Linked DNA regions of Homo sapiens: region 1 is linked to region 2. A link is a contact called in ENCODE Hi-C or POLR2A ChIA-PET data. All regions are on one chromosome and are shown on one strand. The core of a region is the stretch at or near the end of the contact, and the rest is flanking DNA. Distances in the headings are between cores, read along the strand shown.

What was found. Hi-C counts contacts between places; a loop is a spot of excess contacts on that map. ChIA-PET counts read pairs that join two places held with the same protein, here RNA polymerase II (POLR2A). Pooled maps may share reads with other maps.
Region 1: a map of dorsolateral prefrontal cortex shows a loop between it and region 2 (2.9-fold over the local background). The contact joins two enhancer-like sites. A Hi-C loop is called at or near these places in 4 of 168 maps with a recorded cell type or tissue (Caco-2, dorsolateral prefrontal cortex, left cardiac atrium and 1 more) and 3 of 50 pooled maps. POLR2A ChIA-PET finds 5 or more read pairs at or near these places in 2 of 52 experiments (GM12878 and OCI-LY7).

The regions. Positions count from the first base shown.
Region 1 is chr2:165,676,260-165,680,350 of GRCh38, forward strand. It overlaps CSRNP3 (cysteine and serine rich nuclear protein 3), which reads left to right. Exons shown (of 7, transcript NM_001172173.2): 6 at 53-349; 7 at 2,442-4,091. The coding sequence ends at 3,494. Among named protein-coding and RNA genes, the nearest start is that of GALNT3, 120 kb to the right of the region's middle. Within about 2 kb of position 2,777, at least 2 of the 41 ENCODE cell types and tissues checked have a DNase peak (open chromatin) inside an H3K27ac peak, as active enhancers do; they include dorsolateral prefrontal cortex, where a contact is called at or near this core.
Region 2 is chr2:165,633,779-165,637,712 of GRCh38, forward strand. The region is part of intron 4 of CSRNP3 (cysteine and serine rich nuclear protein 3); the gene reads left to right. The region is part of intron 1 of LOC124906085 (a long non-coding RNA gene); the gene reads right to left. Among named protein-coding and RNA genes, the nearest start is that of GALNT3, 160 kb to the right of the region's middle. RefSeq lists enhancers at 698-1,277, 1,278-1,856. Within about 2 kb of position 1,278, at least 5 of the 41 ENCODE cell types and tissues checked have a DNase peak (open chromatin) inside an H3K27ac peak, as active enhancers do; they include dorsolateral prefrontal cortex, where a contact is called at or near this core.

The DNA of each region.
Region 1 (4,091 bases), core at 1,527-4,026, 44 kb after region 2:
ATTTTGTACCCTGCCCTTAATGAGTCTCTTATTTGCTGCTTTGTGTTTTTAGATGACTAAGAATGGCACAGTAGAATCAGAAGAAGCCAGCACTCTTACACTGGATGACATTTCTGATGATGACATTGACCTGGACAACACAGAGGTAGATGAGTACTTCTTCCTACAACCTTTGCCAACAAAAAAACGAAGAGCTCTGCTGCGTGCCTCTGGAGTGAAAAAGATTGACGTGGAAGAAAAGCACGAACTCCGAGCCATCCGCCTCTCACGAGAGGACTGTGGCTGTGACTGCCGAGTGTTCTGTGATCCAGACACGTGCACCTGCAGCCTGGCTGGCATTAAGTGCCAGGTAAGGGTTGGGAATTCAGGGCATCCAAAGACAAGACATTGTCTACCACCCCCTAAGGAGGCAGTCATGGTACCTATAATGAAGCTTCCCACATGTAAAAGAAAATTTTTTGGCAAGGCAAGACATGTAATTCAGGAAGAAAGACATAATTCAGGAAGAGAGAAAGACTAATTTAAGGCCATTCATGGGAATACATAAAATGCTTATACATATAACATATAATCTGAAAGACAACCCAAGTAGCAGCTGAGTTAATTAAAATTATTTTATCTTGGATTCTTGTATTATATCACCTTATTTCAGCTTTTTACCAATGTTGAAGGAGATCATGACATCCCTAACACTGGAGTGTGTATTTTCTGATCCATCCATGGGATATAAAATGATGATTGATTAAAGGTGGTTGGATTAGTGGAAAAATTACTAGATTGAGACTGCAGAAAATGAAATTGTACTTCCATCTTTGCTGTTTGCCAACTATATGAAATTGGCAAGTCAGGCCCACTGGGTTACTTTCTTTATCTCTAAAATGAAGGAACCGAACTAGGTCAGGGGTTGGCACCCTATAAGTTCACAGGCCAAATCCGACCTTGCCACATGATTTTGTAAATAAAGTTTTATTGGATCACAGCCACATTTTTTTCTTTACATATTGCCTATGACTGCTTTCTTGCTCCTACAGCAGAATTGAGTATTGTGGTTGCCACAGAGCCCATATGGCCCACAAAGCATAAAATATTGACTCCTTTGACCTCTGCAAATAAAAAGTTTACCAACCCCTGATGACTGGCAATCAGATAATTTCCTGGTCCCCCTTCATTTATAATGTCATTGGTGCGCTATGATTAGTGTCACTATTTTATGCAGAAACTTGGCTTTTTCAATAAGGAAAGCAACTCAGGTAGTCAAAAGAAGAGGGCAGTGCCTATCTGCTGAACAGTTGCTTAAGATGGGTTCACAGAAAGATTCATGAGTAAAAAAAAAAAAAAAATACAGATACAAATTCTGGCTCTAATATCTGCTATACTTTTTACTGGGGCCAAGATGATTGTATTAGAATAGTCTGCCTTCTCTTCTTTAGCATAGGAAATTCCATGGCTGGATAAGGTGACAAGCAGAGCAAGTTTTTTTCTCTTGCCTATACTCTGGTCTGCATACAGATTAATCTGTGGAATCTGAGACAATTGGTAAATCTCTCATGAATACCCTTGGATTGTCCAGAACCCCACCTCTCACCTGAGTGAAGAGGTCAGTCCAACACTTGTTGAACCCAAACACTCTATCTTCGGTATCCAATCACCAAAATAGTTTTGGAATATTGATGAAACGTACATGCCCTTCCTTCAAGAAGATTGTATCTAATGGAATGGAGAGGGAAGGGGGGACTCAGGACCTAAACACATGAGTCCCCCAGTCATAGTCATGAATGTGCATATCCATTGCAGCGCTCCAGTACAGTACACACACATGCACCCATGTACCAAGCACCCCAAACAATAAGAAGGTAAGCAAATGAGAGCAAATTGTGAGGTTGCATGATGCTAAGTTGTGTAAGTCCATTTTATAATAAGCAAAGGGAAAAGCACCTTTATAATAAGCAAAAGCAAAAGGAAAAGTTAACATGGGGTACATCATATATGTTAGATTAATAGCATGTGGAGAGGAGTACAGTAAGTTTGCTTGTTTAAAATCAGGCACAAGAGCTGGGGTGCAGCAGAAAGAAAAGGAACTTGGGGGAAAGACAGGAGCATTCAAAACATGGGAGCAAAATTAAAGAAGTGGAGGGAAGGGAAAGTAGGGAATACAGAAAAAAGGGTAGAAAGCCATGGAGTGGGTCAGTGAACTGAAAATACACACTTATGCCCATAACCCATTTTTATTTTGAATATAGGTATAAAAAGCAGTTAACTCTTATGTTTTAAGCCCTCACTTTCCCCTTTTCATTTCTATTTGAAGTTTGGTTGTCATTTGCTCTGGCATATGTGGAATTAAGTGGATGGATTACTTAATTCAAAGAAGTTACTGAAAAGTTCTGGGCGTTTATTTGGTTTGTAATAGTTCCATGGTGCTAATCTGTGTTCTTCCTTCCAAGGTGGATCGTATGTCTTTCCCATGCGGCTGCACTAAAGAAGGATGTAGTAACACAGCAGGTAGAATTGAATTTAATCCTATCCGTGTTCGGACTCACTTTTTGCACACAATAATGAAACTTGAACTGGAGAAAAACCGAGAGCAGCAAATCCCCACGCTGAATGGCTGCCACAGTGAGATAAGTGCTCACAGTAGTTCTATGGGCCCTGTCGCTCACTCCGTAGAATATTCAATCGCAGACAGTTTTGAGATTGAAACTGAGCCCCAGGCTGCAGTGCTGCACCTGCAGTCGGCTGAAGAATTAGATTGCCAAGGAGAGGAGGAGGAAGAAGAGGAGGATGGGAGCAGCTTTTGCAGCGGAGTCACAGATTCTAGCACGCAAAGCTTGGCACCTAGTGAGTCAGACGAGGAGGAGGAGGAAGAAGAAGAGGAAGAGGAGGAGGAGGATGACGATGATGACAAAGGAGATGGCTTCGTGGAAGGTTTGGGCACCCATGCCGAAGTTGTCCCTCTTCCTTCAGTTCTTTGTTATTCTGATGGCACCGCCGTTCACGAAAGCCATGCAAAGAATGCTTCTTTTTATGCCAACTCTTCAACTCTGTATTACCAAATAGATAGCCACATTCCAGGAACTCCAAATCAGATCTCTGAGAACTATTCTGAAAGAGACACTGTCAAAAATGGTACCCTTTCGCTGGTGCCTTACACCATGACCCCGGAGCAATTCGTTGACTATGCCCGACAAGCAGAAGAGGCCTATGGTGCCTCCCACTACCCAGCTGCCAACCCCTCTGTAATCGTTTGCTGCTCCTCTTCCGAAAATGATAGCGGTGTGCCCTGCAATAGTTTATATCCTGAACACAGGTCCAATCACCCTCAAGTGGAATTTCACTCATACTTGAAAGGCCCCTCCCAAGAAGGGTTTGTCTCTGCATTGAATGGTGACAGTCACATTTCAGAGCATCCTGCTGAAAATTCTTTGAGCCTTGCAGAAAAGAGCATATTGCATGAAGAGTGCATCAAATCACCCGTGGTTGAGACAGTCCCTGTTTAGTAGCTTAAATTATTCTAGGACCAACTCTTCTCTTATTTAAGGCACTGTATTTAATTGGATTTCCTGGGCTCATCATTGTTTAAACTGAAGACCAAGAAAACTTGGACGGTGGTTAATCTTCCAGACTGTATTTTGTTTTTTCCTTTCTAGCCACATGACTGTGGCATTGCACAAATACAGTCTCTGTAGGGATTTTAAAAGATTTCAGACTGTTTTGATAGAAAAAGCTAAATTTTAAAATGCATATCTCACAGTTGCCTACCTGTCAAACTGTGTGAAACCTGCCAATCTGTGTAGATCAGAGCTCCAAATTTTGGATTATCGGGCCTGTGCAAGATTGTTAACTAAGGCTGGGAAATAATAAGATTTAGAGTCCTAATTTTCAATATATCTGAAGATAATGATGACTTTTTAATGTAAAAGTAATTATTGTAAGAAAAAGATTTAATTGTTCCATGTGTATTTTATTTATGGTAGTTTAGAAGACATGTTTTGATGAAAATGAACAGCCGCATGTTCATTCAAGCTGAAGATGCATAGCTAGTTCCACAGAGCATGCCCACATGGATTGCATCTGGAATCCATTCACATTTTTAT
Region 2 (3,934 bases), core at 28-2,527:
CTAAAATATAGACAGAAGCTCCTCTGCAATCATTCACTATTTGTGGCTCCCTGAATGTGTTCTTCCCCTTACAACCTCTGGGTACTTTCCTGAACTGTTGAAATCCTGCCCACACTTCCAAGACCCTGCTGCACAAAGCCTCTCATGATCTTTCAGTAGTCAAAATTAATTTCTTCATTGGGTTTTCATAACACTCCTTATGTCTGTTACGCTATTAAACCAATTCATTTATTCTACAAATATTTATTCATAGACTATCTTTGTAAAACATTATTTGAGGTCCAGCCCCGTGGCTCACACCTGTAATCCCAACACTTTGGGAGGCCAAGGCAGGCGGATCTCTTGAGCCCAGGAGTTCGAGACCAGCCTGAGTCACATGGCAAAACCCCGTCTCTACTAAAAATACAAAAAATTAGCCAGGCATGATGGTGTGTGCCTGTAATCCCAGGTACTCAGGAGGCTGAGATGGAAGAATCATCTGAACCTGGGAAGTCAAGGCTGCAGTGAGCTGAGATCGCACCACTGCACTCCACCCTGGGCAATGGGAATGAGATCCTGTCCAAAAAAAGAAAAAAAACACACACAGAAAAACATTATTTGAAAAACATACAAAAAACACATATTGAGCACCTGTTCTGTCTGCCAGGAAATATTCTAGGAATGCAGCATACAGTTGTAAATAAGACCGGCGAAGGGCCCTGTTCTTACAAAGGTTACATTCTGGTGGTCAAGATGGATAAGAAACAGACATATGCATAACATCAAGTAGTGATACAGACTCCAGAAAAAATAAAACAGAGAAAGGAAATAAAGAAGATGGATGAGTAAATAGCTTACGGAAGTTAAGGAAAGGATCTCAGAGAAAGGGATATGAATAGCAACCTAGATTACATTAGGAAGTACCCAGGCCCTGTGCTAGGTGCTAATAATTTAAAGATCAGTGAAGCATGTTCTTTGCTTACAACCTGGTGAAGAAACCTACCTGGAGGTGACAACAATTACACTCTAGTGTCTAGAAAGTACTCCAGTACATCCTGCAGAGGAAAGTCATTCTCACACTGGTATGGTTGCCTTGCTATTTGATGTGCATCTGTGTGCCTTACTTTATTGTTATCTCGTCCAGGAAGGAGCCTGTGTTGTTCACTTTGGTATTTCCCCAGAGTGCTAACAGTCCCTGATGCATTCTAGGCCCAGCAGGCTATTGAATCCAGCCAGTGCAGTCCTGAGGGGAGTGTTCCCAGACTTACACTGCAGCTGGGGAGGAGCCAGCCTGGAGCTCCGGGCTTGGTGTTCTCAGCTGAGGGAGCTGATTGCTCTCCCTCTGTGAATTGCTGTACACACTGAGAAGCCCTGCAGCAGCAGATCTGATGAGTGGGAGAGCTGCCAAAGTGCGCAGCCAGGCTGGGCCCCTGGGGTGCCCGTGAGGGCATCCTCTTATTTTCTGTTTGAAAAGCTGACTGAGATCATAGTGGAGACAAGTGGGCAGAACCTAGACAAAACTCATTCTTTTCTCTGTATATTTATAAAAAATGTACCTCAACACCACATAGGACAATCTGATTCCTTTTGATGACAAGAGCCTGCCTCCATTTTACTCCTGGGAAAAGAAGGAGCTTTAAAGGAAAACTTTAAATTCAAAGTCATTGGAAACCCTTACCCTCCTTCCCAGAGGTACATTTGAGACTACAGTCTCTGGGCTAATCAGGTGCTTTAATAGAGGTTAGCGTTTGGAGAGGGCAAGTGAGACAGAAACAGGATTATTTGTGTTCAGGTAAGAACATGTTATCATAGGATGTTCATGCACACAGGACAAATAGAAATGTCGATACCCTATTTTATTTATTATATTGTTTTCATATGATATAATATTGCCTTGTCTAAAGGCAGTATCTTACCTGATGGTAAAACCAGTCTAGACTTGTTTAGTCTTTGTGTTAAAGGGACAGTAAGCTTACAGATGCTTTAGTCATAGGCCAGTACAGCTCACCAGGGTTGTAGGCCAGAACTACACAATTCTATAGGATTAAACATCTATTTGAGAGTTGCAGGTAGTCAGTGCATGACAAACATGCAACTTTCCCTCCATCTCTTTGGTGCTACCCTTCCTTGCTCCATACCCATTTTTTCTTTCCCTCCTCAATTGTTCCTCTGGAGAATTGTAGAGTCAACTCCCACCATGATGCAGAGCCCTTCACCTCCCCACCAGCTTCTGCTTCAAAGCTCACATATCCAAACACACCATGGGGAGTAAGAAATACACCCAAGGGTAAAGAAACTTGTTTATTGCTATAACCCAGTTTCTTAAACTTACGTAAATGAATGCTACTGTTTTAATAGTATTCCTATTAGTGTTAAGAGAAACAATCTCTTCCATTGGCTCAAATGACCTTTCTTGCTCTTATTAGCTATGGCAAGTGACACATTCATATGTAAGCAGATTGGTAACTTACACAGAAGCTACTTAGAAATTGCCTGGATTCTAGGTGCTTAATATATATTTATTCAGTGAATAAATAAATATGAATGCATGTGTGCATAATTGGATGAATGAATGGATAATTTAGGAGTTTATAGATAAGATTCTCTTTGAGTGAATAACATAGGAAGATGATCTGTATGTTTTCAGAGGCCTGTATATGAGGATAACTGTACTAACTCCATCAATAAGACACGTGTCTTGAGATATTTTCCCAGTAATATTGATATATTTGTGTTTTTCTGATCCATCTCCTCCCATTAAGTTCTCATAACCCATAGCATCAACATTCAAGATGGAACAAGTAATCATTATTGCCATGTCTAACTTTGGCTTCACTAGAACTAAATGAACAAATTAATCACATATACTTAACATAAGTAGGTGTGTAACTATAAAAACATACATATGTAATATTTGTATATGTAAGTCATATGCATATTTTAATTCTAGCAAAACTTAATTCTAACAAAAATATGGTTATTGTTTCCATCCATTCTAAAATTTCATCATGCTAATGCTACTACAATTTTATTATTTTTTAAATAATTAGAGTATTAAGCATTAATTAGTTCATTTACTAATTTTTTTTAATAATGCTAGAGCAAAACACATAGATTTGGTTCATGACTGGTGGCTAGGCAATGAGGGCAGTCACTAGGCAGTAGGGTTGACCTCTATGGAAGACAACCAGCATTCCTATTCACAATGTCCCAGGTGTCATGGCATACTCAGTTCTGATCCAGATAGGTTTGGTTGGCTTGTTTTGTTGTTTTGTTTTTGTTTTTAGCTAAAATTTCTGATAGAATAGCACAAAGTATGGCAGAAGGTATTGCTAGATCAAGGCAACAGGTGAGTCACAGAAATATGATTCTAGGTTGATTCAACAAGGCTATAGCCAGAACTCATAAAATAGCTTGAAATTAAAGGAACAAGTCAATGTCCTGAACAGAAGGAAAGACCTTAACATGACTAGGCCTGTCACTAGGAAAGCTTGAGTTCTAACAAGGAAATGGAACGTGAATCCAAAAGCAAGAATGAGGCTACAACTTAATTTGTCTGGGTCTTTATATAGAGATTTGGTGGAAACACTACTACCCAGTGGGTGTGAGTATGCCCTGTGATGCAGAAACAGATTAATTGTATACCTGGCATCACTAATGGAGATGGAGCTATTAGTGTATTTTCAGGCTCACTATCATTGGCTCAGAATTAGGTGGTATTAGTACTCATAGCTGGTCATGATTGGGATCGGAAAGGAGCGCCACATTCATGACCATTACTGAGTGGTTTCTGCTCTGCAACATACTTTATGGATCTCTATGAATAAGTATGAATAAGTACCAGTGCTTATGCTTAATGGAGTTTTGAAAATGTAAAACATATGATCATAAGTGCCAGAGTATAAGATGACTCATTTATAGCAATGCCATTTCATGAATGCATTAAACAATTTCA